Regions from separate parts of the Homo sapiens genome. Here region 2 is linked to region 1. A link is a loop called in an ENCODE intact Hi-C map of the cell type or tissue named here. Cell type or tissue: Calu3. All regions are shown on one strand.

Region 1 (8,000 bases):
CCTCAACTGGGACCACAGGCCTGAGTCATCACACCCAGCTAATTTTGTATTTTTTTAAACAGAGACAGGGTTTTGCCATGTTGCCTAGGCTGGCCTGGAACTCCTGAGCTCAAGTGATCTGCCCACCTCGGCTTCCCAAAGTGCTGGGATTACAGGTGTGAGTCATTGTGCCCTGCCCATTTTCTTATTATTGAGTTCTTTACATATTAAGGATATCAGTATTTTATTATACAGTGTTTTACAAATATTTCTTTCAGACTGTGTCTTCTCTTTCATTTTTCTTAACAGTGTCCTTTGAAGAGTGGATGTTTCTAATTTTGATTAATTCCAATTTGTCAACTTTTTTTTCCTGATTTGTGCTTTTTGGATGCTAAGAAATTTGTGCCTAACCCAAGCTCAGAAAGATTTTCACATGTGTTTTCTTCTAGAAGTTTTATAGTTTTAGGTTTTACACTTAGATTTCAGATCCATTTTGAGTTAAGTTTAAGGGAGGAAGTAGATAATTCTGCCTAAAGGCCCTCACAGTGTGAGGTATGCATTGAGGTTCGTATTTTTACACACATATGTTTAATTGTTGCAGCAGCATTTTTTAAAAGCCTATCCTTTCTACATTAAATTACCTCTGTATGTTTGTCAAAAGTCAATTAACAGCCTGGGCACGGTGGCTCATGCCTGTAATCCCAGCACTTTGGGAGGCCAAGTTGGGTGGACCACCTGAGGTCAGGAGTTTGAGACCAGCCTGACCAACACGGTGAAACCCCGTCTCTACTAAAAATACAAAAATTAGCCAGCATGGTGGCATGCACCTGTAATCTCAGCTACTCAGGAGGGTGACGCAGGAGAATCACTTAAACCCGGGAGGCAGAGGCTGCAATGAGCCAAGATCATGCCACTGTACTCCAGCCTGGACAAGAGTGAAACTCCGTCTCAAAAAAAAAAAAAATTCAATTAACCATGTATATGTTGTTTTATGTCTGGATTCTATTTGAAGTGTTCACCAGCTTTTCCTCTAAAGCGACAGATAAGTAAGATTTTAGGCTTTGCAGGCCATACAGTCTCTGTCACAATTACTCAATTCTACCGTTATAGTACAACAGCAGCCATAGACAACATGTAAATAAGTGAGCATGGCTGTATTTTAATGAAGTATTATTTTATTTCAATAAAATATTATTTACAGAAACAGCCAGTGAGATTAGTCCTGGAGGCCATAATTTGACAACTCCTGCTCTCGTGTGCTCCATTCATCTGTTTCTATCCTTTGATCAATACCATAATGGCTTGATTACTGTGGCTTGTAAGATTTGAAATTAGTTAGCAGTGTTGAGTCTTCCAACTTTTTTCTTTTGCAAAAATTTTTGACTATCTTTTGCTTTCCCATATAAATGTAGGGTATGTTTGCCGGTTTGCTTTCCCATATAAACGTAGGGTATATTTGCTGGTTTCTCTTTTTTTTTTTTTTTTTTTTAGACGGATTCTCTCTCTGTCACCAGGCTGAAGTGTGCAGTTGCGTGATCTTGGCTCACTGCCATCTCCGCCTCCCAAGTTCAAGCGATTCTCCTGCCTCAGCCTCCTGAGTAGCTGGGACTACAGCTACGTGCCACCACACCTGGCTAATTTTTGTATTTTTAGTAGAGACGGGGTTTCACCTTGTTGGCCAGTATTCTCTCGATCTCTTGACCTCACGATCTGCCGGCCTTGGCCTCCCAAAGTGCTGGGATTACAGGTGTGAGCCACTGTGCTCGGTTGTTTGCTGGCTTCTATAAAAGAAAAAATCTGCTAAAATTTTTATTAGGATTGCACTGAATCTATAATCAACTTGGGAATAACTGGCACCCTAACAATATTGAGTCTTCCAATCCATGAACACAGATACTTCTTTCTTTAAAGATTGTGATTCTATCATCAATATTTTAATTTTCAGCATATAAAGTTTGCACATATTTTGTTAGACTTATACCTAAGTAATTAATAATTTGAGTGCTACTGCAAAGTGATTTTTAAATTTTAATTTCCTTTTTTTATTATGAATATATATAAATACAACTGATATATGAATATTGAGCTTGTATCCCACAACCTGGCTAAACTCCCTTATAAATTCCAGTAGCCATTTTGTATATTCTTTTGGGATTTCCTATGTTACAGATTCTCATCTATAAATAGCAACAGTTTTATTTCTTCATTTAAAATCTCTGTCTTTTCTTTTTCTTTCCTTATTGCCCTGTCTATGACCTCTGGTAAGGTGATAGCAGTGGTAAGAGTAGACAATTTTCACTTATTCTTGAGCTTAGGGGAAAGCACTTAGTCTTTCACCATTCTCTTGGCCATGTGAGAATTCAATGAGAAGACAGCCATCTGCAAAGAAGGAAGAGTGCCTTTGCCAGACACCAGATCTGCTGGGACCTTGATCTTGGACTTCTCGGACTCCAGACTGTGAAAACTAAATGTCTATTGTTTAAGCTACTCAATCTGTATTCTGTCACAGCAGACTGTATTAGTCCATTTTCACACTGCTAATAAAGACATACCTGAGACTGGAAAGAAAAAGAGGTTTAATGGACTTACAGTTCCGTGTGGCTGGGGAGGCCTCACAATCATGGTGGACGGCAAGGAGCAAGTCACGTCTTACATGGATGGTACCAGGCAAAAAGACAGCTTGTGCAGGGAAACTCCCCCTTATAATACCATCAGATCTCATGAGACCTACTTGCTATCACAAGAACAGCATGAGAAAGACCTGTCCCCATGATTCAATTACCTCCCACTGGGTCCCTCCCACAACACATGGGAATTGAAGATGAGATTGATTTGGGTGGGGACACACCAAACGATATCACAGACCAAACTAAGACAACCATTAAGAATGATGTCAGCCATAGGATTTTCATAAATGTCCTTTGTTAAGTTGAGGATATTTTCTTACAGTTTTTATCATGAAAGAATATTGAATTTTGTTGTGCTTTTTCTGCATCTATTGGGATGATCCTATAATTTTTCTTCTTTTATCTATTGACATAATGAATTACGTTAATTTAGATTTAAATATTGAGCCACCTTGCCTTCCTAGAATTAATCCCACTTAGTTATGATGCATTATCCTTTTTATTTATTGCTGCATCTAATTTGCTAATATTTTCTTGAGAATTTTGGGGTCTATGTTTATTTGGGATATTAGTCTGTAGTTTTTTTACGTGTAATTATTTTGTCTGGTTTCAATATTAAGGTAATGCTGGCTCATAAAATGAGCTTCCCATGCCAACCTTCCCAGTACAAATTAGACAGCTTTTAAATATCCACCCACTTAATTGGTGAACATTTAGAAACAAAAGACCTCTTCAGAGTGATTTTGTATATGAAAAGGAGTTTGCATTGACAAACCCTCCTTGGGATATGGATGCTAAAAAGTAAGCTAGACATTCTCATTGGGTGATTGGATCCAGAATATTAGCTCCTCAGCATAAAGAAAAACTCCTACACCTCAGCATGATGTATATTAGTTTATCTCATTGGTCCTTAATGGTTTGAGACTAGCCAAAAAAAAAACAAAAAAAAAAACATTAAATGTAATTGAGTCTGAGTCTATACAACTGCTACTCAAATTTTTATTTCAAAAAAAATTCAGCCGGTCATAGTGGTTCACACCTGTAATCCCAGCACTTTAGGAGGCCAAATCGGGAGAACTGCTTGAGCTCAGGAGTTTGAGATCAGCCTGAGCAACATAGTAAAACTTCATCTCTACAGAAATTTTAAAATTTAGCTGGACATGTGCCTGTGCATGTGCCTATAGTCCCAGCTACTGAGGAGGCTGAGGTAGGAGGATCGCATGAGCCCAGAAGATTGAGGCTGCAACACTATGATTGCACTACTGCACTCCAGCTTCGGCAACAGAGCAAGGCCCTATCTCGTTTAAAAAGAAAAGAAAAGAAAAAAAAATCTTGGGTATGAGCATAATTTATTTGATTAATGAATAAGCACTTTAAAAATTAAAGCAAGACTTTTGATTTTTAGTTCAGCTTTTCCTTGTACAGAATTCTTCTTGTTTCAGAATAGAAGAATCTCTGAAATAACATATATGTCATAGAGGCTAAAATTTAAATCTTTCACTCTTACTAGAAGTATTCAATTTGTCTTTGGGTTTTACAAGAGAAATGCCAGATGCTAACAAATATAAGTAATGGTTGTTGTTGGGCTTTTTGTTTAATGTGAATCCTCCAATTACCTTTAAAATCATGATGAAAGCTTAGAAGTTTCAAATTGCCAGCTTAAAACATTATATGTTAAATTATAATATTGTTGGCTATGCATATTCTTTTGCAGAAATATTTTTAGTTAGGCTTCAAAATATCCTCTAAATTTTTAAATAACTACAATTTTATACTCATGTCAGCTCTGTGTCTGTGTCGGTAAGAAAAAAATCTACATTACTTTTTTAAAATGTACATCATGCACCAAAAAGAGAGAGATTTCTGAATTCCATGCCTTCAGGTTAACTGATCAGGTTAGCTGTCCTACACTACAGTGACATCTACTGGCACAATCAGGACTGAGCACCCAGAAGTAATCAGAATGACAGGGCAGCCTTTCTTCTTCCTCTTTGATTATTGGCTGATAACAGGAGTTACATGAGTATGAATTTCCTAAGAACAGATATCATATTTTCTTGAGCTCTGTATCTCCAGTGTCTAATATTGTGATTGTTACATTAACGATTCCCCAGAAATCTGTTGGATAATTATAAGTGCAATTGCCTATGGCCTAACTTTTCAAACAGCACAGAATCTAAATTGAAACAATACTGTTAAAAGTGATTTAAATTAAAACAATAATAATAAAATGGTCTAAAACAAAGGTACTTTGTCTTTGTGATAAATCTCTTTTAAATTCTAATGATAAAAATAAGCTCCACTCATTATCCAGAAAATCACACACAATTTTATACACAACTTCATGAAGGTCCTGAATTCCATCTCTCAACTCAAGGTTAAGAACCTTGGATACAGGAGGTAGAAATATGTTTTAATACACTTTGAAATGCATAAAATCAATAAAACAATAATAAGAAACTACTATATACCTATTAGAATGGCTAAAATTCAAAATGTTAACATAACCAAATGCTGGTGAGGATTTGGTGGAGCAAAAGGAACTTTCATTCACTGCTGGGTAGGAATACAAAATGGTCCAGACACCTTGGAAGACAGTTTGGCAAGTCTTAAAAAATTTTAAACATCTTACTCTATGATGGAGCGATCATGCTCTTTGGTATTTACTCAAATGAGTTGAAAACTTATATCCACAGGAAACTCTGCAGACAAATGTTTATATCACCTTTATTCGTAATTGCCAATCCCCAAAAGAAACCATGGTATCCTTCAACAGGTGAATGAATACATAAACTGTGGCACATCCATATGATGAAACATTATTCAGCAATGACATGAAAAAAAAGCCATCAAGTCATGAAAATATACGGATGAACCTTACATGCATATTGCTAAGTGAAAGAAGCCAGTCCGAAAAGGCTATATACTGTATGATTCCAATGATATGACATTCTGGAAAAGGTAAAACAATGAAGACAGAAAATGGTCAGTAGTTGCCAGGGGTTTGAGGAGAGGGACAGATGATAACTTGGAGCACAAGGGATGTTTAGGGCAGTAAAACTATTCTGTATGATAGTAATGGTAGAGGCATGTCATACATTTGCTGGTAGACGTAGAACACAAAGAGTGAATCTTAATGTAAACTATGGACTTTGGTTAATAATAATGTGTCCATATCAGCTCATCAATTGTAATAAATGTACCGTGTAACAAATGAAAGATGTGAATAGTGGTGGAAATCATAAAGAAGGGGAAGGTGGGGAGTGGGCCTGGGAGGCTGCAAAGTGGGATATATAAGAACTCTCTGTACCTTCCAATCAATTTTCTGTAAACCTAAAACTGCTTTAAAACATAGTCCATACAAAAATTAGCCGGGGGTGGTGGTATGTTCCTGTAATCCCAGCTACTCCAGAAGCTGAGGCAGGAGAATCACTTGAACCCAGGAGGTGGAGGCTGCAGTGAGCAAAGATCACACCACTGCACTCCAGCCTGGGCAACAGAGCGAGGTTCCATCTCAAAAAAAAACCAACAAAAACAACAAAATTAACAAACAAAAAAAAACATAGTCCACTCATTTAAAAGAGAAATAAGCTTCTATTCTTTTGAAATATATTTTAGGATCTATTTGTTACTTTTTAAAAAATGTATGTCAGTCCATAAAGGATGAATTGACCATGAAGACTAAGCTTTGATTTTTTATCTTGCCCAAATTCCTACCTAAGGGGCCTGGGGAGTTATGCCCTGCAAACCGTAAATTCTCATCAGACGGGTGTTATTTAACCCTGCATATCGTGGCTTACTTTCCAGTCTGACTCTGGCATAACACTATGAGACAAGGAATAAGATCAAAATATTTAACCCCAAAATATATTTCCTTGCCATATCTTGAAATTGCCCTGCAAAGTCTCTTGTGGGAACAATCCACATTCTATAGAGAAGCCCCTTTCCCCTTTGTTTTCCTTCTTCCCTTCCCAGATCCAGGAGAAAATCAACTAAGAGCCAGGGACCCTTTTAAGTCTGATAAGAAACATTTTACAACCTGCTCTCTCTGAAGTCTGCTATCTGAGAGCTTCCTCTGCACAATAAAACTTGGTCTCCACAATCCTTTAACCTGAACATTTTCTTTCTATTGATCCGATGTCTTCAGATAAACTCAACCAATTGTCAACCAGAAAAAGTTTAAATTTACCTATAGCCTGGAAGCTCCCACTTTGAGTGGTCCCACCTTTCTGAATGAAACCAATGTATTTCTTAAATGTATTTGATTGATGTCTCAATCTCCCTAAAATATATAAAACCAAGCTGTACCCCGACCACCTTGGGCACGTGTACTCAGGACCTCCTGAGGGCTGTGTCATAGGCCATGCTCCCTCATATTTGGCTCAGAATAAGTCTCTTAAAATATTTTACAGTTTGACTCTTTTCATCAACAACCAAGTTTACATTTAAACACTTTTCTCTGTTACAATTTTAAATGACACATAATCTATGACAGGAATTTATTTTATAAGTGCTCACATAATTAAGTCTCTCTAACAGAAGGCTATTTTTCTATTATGAGCCTAAAGGAGAAAATGACTTTTTACTTAATCCTCGGGTTGATGAAATTAAACACTTCATTTGGTGTGCTTTTCATTTTGATGTCCCTTAGGACTGAGAATTGCCTTTCCCAGAAAGTACTGTAAATCGACTGTGAATTGCTAGAGTGATAGAGGGAAGAAGGACGATTCTATTATAGCTTCTGCCAAGAGCTGACAGGCACATCCCACGAGCCGCTGCCAAGAAATGTTTAATAGTGTGGTAGGGAATTCTAGTCCCCAGATCCTGGTGAAAAACTGAAAATTGCTTTTGGTTTGTCAGTTAAGTTGTAAAATGTCTTAGGCTCTAAAATTGATTACCATTTCATCCCAAAGCAGAATGGCAGCCTAGCAAATTGTGATCCTTATAAGTACTCATCAGAACCCCTAGTGCCTACCAATGCTAAAGTATTTTTCGGCCATCTCTATAAAGCTCAAAGGGAAGTGGACATTTGGGCAATGGCTTGAGCAATTTCAGGACAGCAGTTTATCTTTTGGTCTGAGTTGTTTGGAGTTTAAGTCTGTGATAATAAAAATTTCACAAAACAACTTCCTGTTTTCACTACTGAGCACTACTGAGCAGGTCTAACCTTAGCCATCAGAAAAAATAATAATAATTATAGGACAAGATTATAGCCATAACTGTTCCTATTATTCAGGTTAAAATATATGGTTTTTGTCTGATGCAATTCAATGAGCTTGGTTTGTGTCTAAGGAAAAGACTCTGCCCTATGTGAAGAAAAAAGAAAGAAAGAAAAAGAAAGAAAGAAAGAGAGAAAGAAAGAGAGAAAGAAAAAAGAAAGAAAGAGAAAGAAAG
Region 2 (8,000 bases), 270 kb before region 1:
ACTTGAGGGGGCGTAAAGCATGGCTCCTATCTCAAAATACCTCCTCTGTGAGGTAATGTACGTGACACTGCTGTGCACTTGTGTCTGTTCCTTCCATCCAGGCACTGGCCAAAAAAGCTGTATTTGCTTGGCTCTGGAAGAATTTTTAATTCCAAAATTTATCGCCCCCACTCCTACCATCAAAGTGCAATGTGTCATCTACCAACATTTCACTAAGCAAGTAATTCTAGAACAGAACTGGTTGCAGGCCCACCAGAGGACAAACAATGTGGGGAGCTGGATTCAGAAAGCACTACAGATGGGCACCTTGAAAAGAGAGGTGCAGGACTCCTGCAGCAAGTTCTGCCAAGCCATGGTCCTCTCTGGTGCCATCCTCCTTAGGCGTTCACCACTACCTGCTTGCCAGCATCAGCCTGCCTTCTCAGGGTTATGAGTACATCCCCTCCTCCATGCCATAAGCATTCCCCTAACCCCATGCTGACAAGCTCAATGCCAGGCCCCAGTTCATCTTTCCAGACTTCCAGCTCCCTGCCTCAAAGCCCAATTCCAGCCACAGTTCGGAGCTTTGTACATTGTTGCATCCTTACTTAGCTTTCAACCGCAACTGTATCCCTGCCATCTCTACTTCAATGTTATCTCTGCAGGCCAAACATAACCCACCAGCTGCCAAGGCATGCAGTACCACGCTCAGCCCATCGCTACCCGCCTGGACCCTTGTGGCCTCACCACTTGCCTCCTGAGCCTTCTGTGCCCCTCCCCTGGCCCACCTCCACCATCTGCCTTCTACACTCTGCCTGTCAGGGGCCCAGTCTCCCCACTAGTTTATACCATCTCCCATGTTCTATTTTTATTTGTGCTTGCCCTTGTTCCAGAAAAGACAAGACAACACATACTATAGTCCTACCATGTTTTCTCAGGTGGGCTTCTTAACCCATGTGGCTTCTCATTCTATTTGCCCTATGAAGCACAGGGAATCAAAGACAGCGTTTCTCTGTGACATCAATTCTCGCGCCATCTAAGACAGGTCAACAGTAATGGCAGAGGCCTTCCTCGTAGCAAAGGGAAAACAATAGCAAACCACTGATGTTGAACTACCAGCCAGAAGCCAAGTGAGATATTAAGACAGCAAAGCCACCAGCACCAGGACAGGAGCTCATACCTCTTACCAGATAGATGCTGCTCTCCCACTCCCCCTGCTGGACACCGAGGTCCTGGGGCGATGCTTCCAAAGTCCACAGTCCCCAAATGATCAGACACCCATGTTTGCCCCAAGAGGTGTAGACTAAACGTTAAAGAGAAGCCACACTTGCTAATCTCATATTTAATTATCTTCAATGCCAAATTAGAGAAATGGAGTACCCCTCAGTGGAAAAAGGTAGGTGCTACTTGTTAGGCAGACTGGCTGTGAGCCCCCATTCTGTCACAATCTAGTTAGGGTATTAGGAAAGTTGTTCCAAGTGTCCCTGGGCCTTAGTTTCCCCACCTGTAAAGCACAGGTGACACTACCCTCCCCATATGGTTGATATGAAGATTAAATGAGATAAATTGCAGGCATCCAATTGTTATTGTCCACACCGATTGGCAACTAAGCTCTTGGCACACAATCTCTTGGCACCCCAGTGGCTTCATCTATGTAATTCCAATAATACCTGCTCAGCCTACCTGTGAGACTTGGCTGGGGCAGATGAGAGAACAGATGTTTGTCAAAGCACTCTGTAAATCATTAAGTGCTATGCTAATTCATCAATGACAACAACACCTGTCTGGCACTTTGAAGAGACACAGATGACAATGGTAGTTTTGATCTTTGTGGAGATTTGGAAATTTGTGGATGAAATAAGCATGCATGAGAATAACTGTACTTCAAATAGGAGATTGACTGCCATATTAGTAATAAAGAAAAATAATAATAGGAATGAAAAGAAAAGAAAATTTGATTTGCCTGAGGCAGAGGGTCGAGCAAGAATCACAGATGACCTCATGAGTGTCTCATGCTGCAGCAGGTCATAAAGACAAGTAAGATTGCTGTCAGCAGAGATGAGGAGAGGGCCTCCCAGACCCAAGAAAGAGTGAGGGCCACGATGCAGAGGAATGATGGTTCTGGGGATATGAAGAACTCCAGCTTGACCGCACCCTGCGATGAGGTGCCACAGTGGAGAATGGGGTTATGAGGACAGGTTGGGACACCATAGCGTTCTGTGAGATTGAACATGACAGCCAGGCAGTGCAGAGCCATCTAAGCTTTGTGAACAGCATGTCTGAGGAAGTTTACCAAAGACAATGTGAAGGCTGGCATGAGATGGGGAGAACAGGGGCAAATACAGGAAGGAATCATGATTGCCAAAGAGAGATGGGGGCCTGAAGTGATTCAGGATGCACAGGGGAAAGAAGAGATCAAAGGAAGGGACAAATATAAATGGAAGGTATTACGACCATAGTGCTCATGACAAAGAACCACATTTATCACTCAGTTCCACATGTACCAAAGGAAAATATCAGAAAGATGTCATGAGCTCAAATTAATAGTGATCTTTGGTAATTTACAAAAGGATAGAAGCAGTAAGATGAAGTAACACAAAGCACGTCTCTTACAGACTTCTAGAATTAACAGGGAAAGTAGGAGATGTGGTGCAATTACTTATCATCTGGGTAGGTGAATTTCAGGGGAAGAAAATCTCAGCAATATGCATTTAATCAACATATACTTTGATATCTGCTTTTGCCTAAGAAGTTCAGTAATGTCTTACAAATTGTGTTATGTTTCAGCATATCAAGTTCTGCTTGTAGCTCACTCACAATCATCCAGCACAATGGGGAATTTATCTTGCTGGTATTTCCAGGGAGACTGGGAAACAGCCAGTACAGATCAAACCTTTTCACATCATCACACTATTCACTCTACTGGTTAGAGATAACAAAGACAAACACAATAGGGAATGGTCAATTTATAGCAACAAGGACGAGGCTCATGTTTCTTCAGCATACTTCCTAACATGTCAGCAGTAATTACCACATATTAAAATAAGCCAGACTGGGCACAGTGGCTCATGCCTGTAATTCCAACACTTTGGGAGGCCAAGGCAGGAGGATCACTTGAGACCAGATGTCCAAGACCAGCCTTGGCAACATAGCAAGATTCCATGTCTACTAAATAAATAAATAAAAAATAAATAAATAAATAAATAAATAAAAACAAATAGCTGGGTGTGGTGGCATGTACCCATAGTCCCAGCTACTCTGGAGGCTGAGGCCAGAGGATCGCTGGAGGCCAGAAGTTCAAGGGCCCTGTGAGCTATGATTACAGAACTGCACTCCAGCCTGGGTGACAGAGTGAGACCCTGTCTCTAAAAACAAATAAATAAAATTAGCCATTTCAGTAAGCATATGCTCCCAAATTAAGAAACCTTGTTCCTTATTCCATGACAACTTCAGGGGAAAACATATTTTTCCATTTTTTGGAAGTTTTAAGACATATATGCTCAATGTAGAAAATAAAACCAAAAATAAGAGCATCCTCTGGTGTATGCTAAGGTTGTAAAAAAATTAAAAAAAGAAAGAAGAGCTAATATCCTCCAATATACTATGATTAAGATCAATATTTACTCATTGTTAATCTTTGGGAATACTTCCTTCTAGTTTTATTTCTGTGCTTTTTAAAGAAACATGTTGGCCGGGCGCGGTGGCTCACACCCATAATCCCAGCACTTTGGAAGGCCGAGGCGGGCGGATCACGAGGTCAGATCACGAGGTCAGGAGATCGAGACCATCCTGGCTAACACGGTGAAACCCAGTCTCTACTAAAAATACAAAAAAAATTAGCCCAGCGCGGTGGCAGGCGCCTGTAGTCCCAGCTACTCGGGAGGCTGAGGCAGGAGAATCCCTTGAACCGGAGGCGAAGGTTGCAGTGAGCCGAGATCGCGCCACTGCACTCCAGCCTGGGCGACAGAGTGAGACTCCGTCTCAAAAAAAAAAAGAAAAAGAAAAGAAACATGTTAAGATTACATTATATTTGAAGCTCTGAATTCAGGGCTAAAAAAAAATTAGACTACAAATATGTTGCATTCTTGTATTTTGTTTTGCTCATCATAACAAATATTTCTCCCATTGTTGAAAGCTGGAAGACTCCACTCACAATCCATATTTCTTTAACAAGACAAAGAAGCGAATGTGTATTAATTTAGTAGTGTAATGGGGACTTCCAGTTCCCAGTCCAACATTTAAAGAGCTTGGAAGTCATTGTTCTCATCTTCACAACAAAATGACCTTGTGTAATTCCCTCTTGAGTGTGGGATGGATCTAGTCACTTGCTTCTAATGAATCAAATATGGCAAAAGTGATATACCACTTTTGATATTAGGTTACAAAAGACTGTAACTGACTTCTGTCTTGCTAAATATCTCCCTCTCTTTCTCTCTGGTTCTTTTTGCTGGCTTGTTCTGATGCAAGCAAGCTGCCATGCTGTGAATTATCCTATGGAGAGGTCCACATGGCAAGGATAGAGTTTAAAATCAGCAAGGGAATTCCCTAAATCTGAGGTTTGATGTTTTCATTAATCCTGAAAAAAAATCTCAGTCATTATTAACAAAGGGCATAGGCCAGGTATAAGATTCCAGTTGTCCTCTCCCAATGGAGTTGCACAGACAGTGCTAAATTCTCCCAGCAATGATGTGTGACAATAGATGTGAAGTGTTGCCTACTAGAAAAGCTCACCCAAAGGTTGGTATCCAGGGCTTTTATGGAGTAACCACATGACTAACCTTAACAATGTAAGTCTCTAGTTGCCCTCAGAGGTCAAATTGGTAAGGCAGTGGCCTAGGCCCTCAGGCAAAAAAACAACAAAAACAGGTGTTCATCTTAAATTACATTGTTAATATATAATATCCAGAAGGGCCCATGGCCTCAGGTATACAAATAAACTCTCATGGTGGGATTTTACAAGGGCTTGGAGCTTATCAGCAGGTGGTCAAAGTCCGGTCCTAAAGACATTTGGAATGTGTGGTGTTTGGACAACCCAGGCCTGCTGCGTTAACTCTTTACTGCCATCTGCCATCCTGCCTGCCTTTACTGACAGGAAGCCATCAAGGAAATAGTTGCCTAGATAGCAAAGAGCTCACCAGATGGTACTGGAATTGGGTGCAGTGCTCCCTGGTGCTGTGTGCCCCTTCCCTATGCAGGCAATATGCCCTCAGTAGAACATGTGCTAGAATATGGCCATTCAAGCAGGAAGGGCATCAGTGTTCCTAGCAACGTGGCTGAATAGTCCATCAGTGTGAAGATCTTGCAGGAGGTTCAAGCCCAGGTAAGGTGTTAGGTAGAGTGTGAGTTTACTGCCCTAGAGTGGCAGTGTGATGCAGAGAAATAAATTGTAGGTTTAGAATGAGGACACCTGATCCTGTCATTTTTTCCAACTGGCTTTAGGACCCTCATCTGAAATATTTTCCTATTTATAGATGGGAGGCAATATTGCGTAGCAAGCAAGAGTGCTGGCAGGGCAAGTTCAGTGGGAAAGCAACTTGCGCAGGCACAGAGAGCCCTGTACTCAAAATAACCCTAACCACGGTTTAATGCTCTGCTGTCACCATCTTGAACAATGTTCAAACAAGGAGCCCCATATTTTTGTTTTTCACAGGGCCCCATAAATTATGTAGACTCTCCTGGTGCCAGGTCTGGAGTCAGCCTATGGGTTCAAATCCCTGATCTATCATTTTTAGATGTATGAACTAGGGCATAACATCTAATACCTTTTAGACTTGTTTCCTTGTCTATAAACAGGATTTTAAAAGATTGTTGTGAAGATTAAGGAAATAATATATGGAAAAATATAGCGTTGTATATACATAAATACAGTCATTCCTCAGTATCCATGGGGGATTAGTCCTAGGACCCCCTCAGGTGGCAAAATCCATGGACACTCAAGTCCCTTATATAAAATATTTACACATAACCTATGTACTATCCTCCCACGTACTTGAAATCATCTCTAGATTACTTATAATACCAAATACAATGTAAATGCTATGTAATATTTGTTATACTGTATTTTTTAATTTGTTGGGTTTTTTTTATTTTATTTTACCAGGGAGGCCTGAGAGCCTAGAAAATTTTGTATTATTTTTCATTGTTGTATTTTTTTTATTATTGGGGGTAGTTTTTGTTGTAGTTTTCAAGGCATGGTTGGTTGAATCCATGGATGTGGAACCCATGGATACAAAGGACCAACTTTAGTCATGGGTGGTAACTATTATTTGTTCTCAACAATAAATAACAATAAAATAAAATAATATAAATAATAACAATAAACAATAATAATAGCTATCTATTGCTTTGTAACAAATTACCCCAAAACTCAGTGGCTTAAAACAACAACACTTATTATCTCATGGTTTCTGTGGGTCAGAAATGCCAGTGCAGTTTAGCTAGATCCTCTGGCTCAAAGCCTCTCACCAGACTGCAATCAAGGTGTCAGCCAAGGCTACAGTCATCTTAAGGTTGAACTGCAGAAGACTCTGTTGCCAAGCTCATGCACATGGCTGTTGGCAGGATTCCTAGTAGACTGTCAGAATGAGGGCCTCAGTTCCTTGCTGGCAGTTGGCTGAAGGACACCCTCTGTTCCTTGCTATGTGGCTCTCTCCTTAGGACAATTCACAACATGGCAGCTTGCTGGCATCAGAACAAGCAAAAAGAGCCAGGGAGAGAGACTGAATCAGACAGAAGTCACAGTCTTTTGTAACCTAATATCAAAAGTGGCATAGCATCACTTTTGCCATATTTGATTCATTAAAAGCAAGTGACTAGATCCATCCCACACTCAAGGGGAGGGGATTACACAAGATCATTGTTACAAACTGAACAGAATCATCCTAAAACTTAAATGTTGAAGTTCTAACCCCTAGTACCTTAGAATGTGACTGTATTTGAAGATAAGGTCTTAAAAAGGGTAATACGGCTAATGAAGGTATATAGGTGTGCTTAACTCCAATATGACTGGTGTCCTTATAAGAAGGGGAAGGGGCTGGGTGCAGTGGCTCATACCTGTAATCCCACTTTGGGAGGCGGAGGTGGGATGATAGCTTGAGCCTGGGAGATTGAGGCTGCAGTGAGCCAGGATCACGCCACCGCACTCCAGCCTAGGTAACAGAGCAAGACCCTGTCTCAAAAAAAAAAAAAAAAAAAAAAAACAAAAGCATACCAAGGATGCACGTGCCAGTGGAGAGGCCAGGTAAGGACACAGTGAGAAGATGGCCACCTACAAGCCAAGGAAAGACACTTCAAGAGAAACTAAAACTGTCAACAGGTCTGGTTGGACAGGTTTGATCTTAGACTTCTAGCCTCCAGAACTGTGAGAAAATACATTTCTCATTTAAGCCACCCAGTCTGTAGTATTTTGTTATAGCAGTGCTGACAAAAAGAGTCAAACTCTGTAAAATATTGTAAGAGATTTATTCTGAGCCAAATATGAGTGACCATAGCCCGTGACGCAGCCCTCAGTAGGTCCTGAGAACATGTGCCTAAGGCGGTCTGGGTACAGCTTGGTTTTATATATTTTAGGGAGGTACAAAACAGCAATCAAATATATTTAAGAAATACATTGGTTTGGGCCAGGTACGGTGGCTCACACCTGTAATCCCAGCACTTTGGGAGGCCGAGGTAGGCAGATCACAAGGACAGGAGTTCCAGACCAGCCTGACCAACATGGTGAAACCCATCTCTACTAAAAATACAAAAATTAGCCAGGTGTGGTGGCGGGCACCTGTAATCTCAGCTACTCGGGAGTCTGAGGCAGGAGAATCACTTGAACCCAGGAGGCAGAGGTTGCAGTGAGCTAAGATTGCGCCGCTGCACTCCAGCCTGGGCAGAGAGCAAGGCTCCATCTCAAAAAAAAAAAAAAAAAAAAAAAAAATGAGGTCACACAGATGATTGCAGGATGCTGAAGGCAGAGAATTTTATTGAGCCATGAAAACGGCTCTCAGCGAAGAGGAGAGTTGGAAAGGGGACGGGAA

What was found. Hi-C counts contacts between places; a loop is a spot of excess contacts. Peaks named below come from ENCODE experiments on the same cell type or tissue, not always from the same donor. Only the 100,000 strongest peaks of a DNase experiment are listed, where the experiment ranks them.
Region 2: a loop joins it to region 1, with 4 times the contacts of the local background. A loop is called at or near these places in 17 of 110 quality-filtered maps.

Annotation. Positions count from the first base shown.
Region 1 is chr7:23,051,257-23,059,256 of GRCh38, forward strand. No RefSeq gene overlaps it. Among named protein-coding and RNA genes, the nearest start is that of HYCC1, 41 kb to the left of the region's middle. In Calu3, a CTCF peak has its summit at 4,502 (motif pointing left); a DNase peak (open chromatin) is centred at 4,545.
Region 2 is chr7:22,781,618-22,789,617 of GRCh38, forward strand. No RefSeq gene overlaps it. Among named protein-coding and RNA genes, the nearest start is that of TOMM7, 37 kb to the right of the region's middle. RefSeq lists an enhancer at 427-927. In Calu3, CTCF peaks have their summits at 1,199 (motif pointing left) and 1,399; DNase peaks (open chromatin) are centred at 1,184 and 4,984.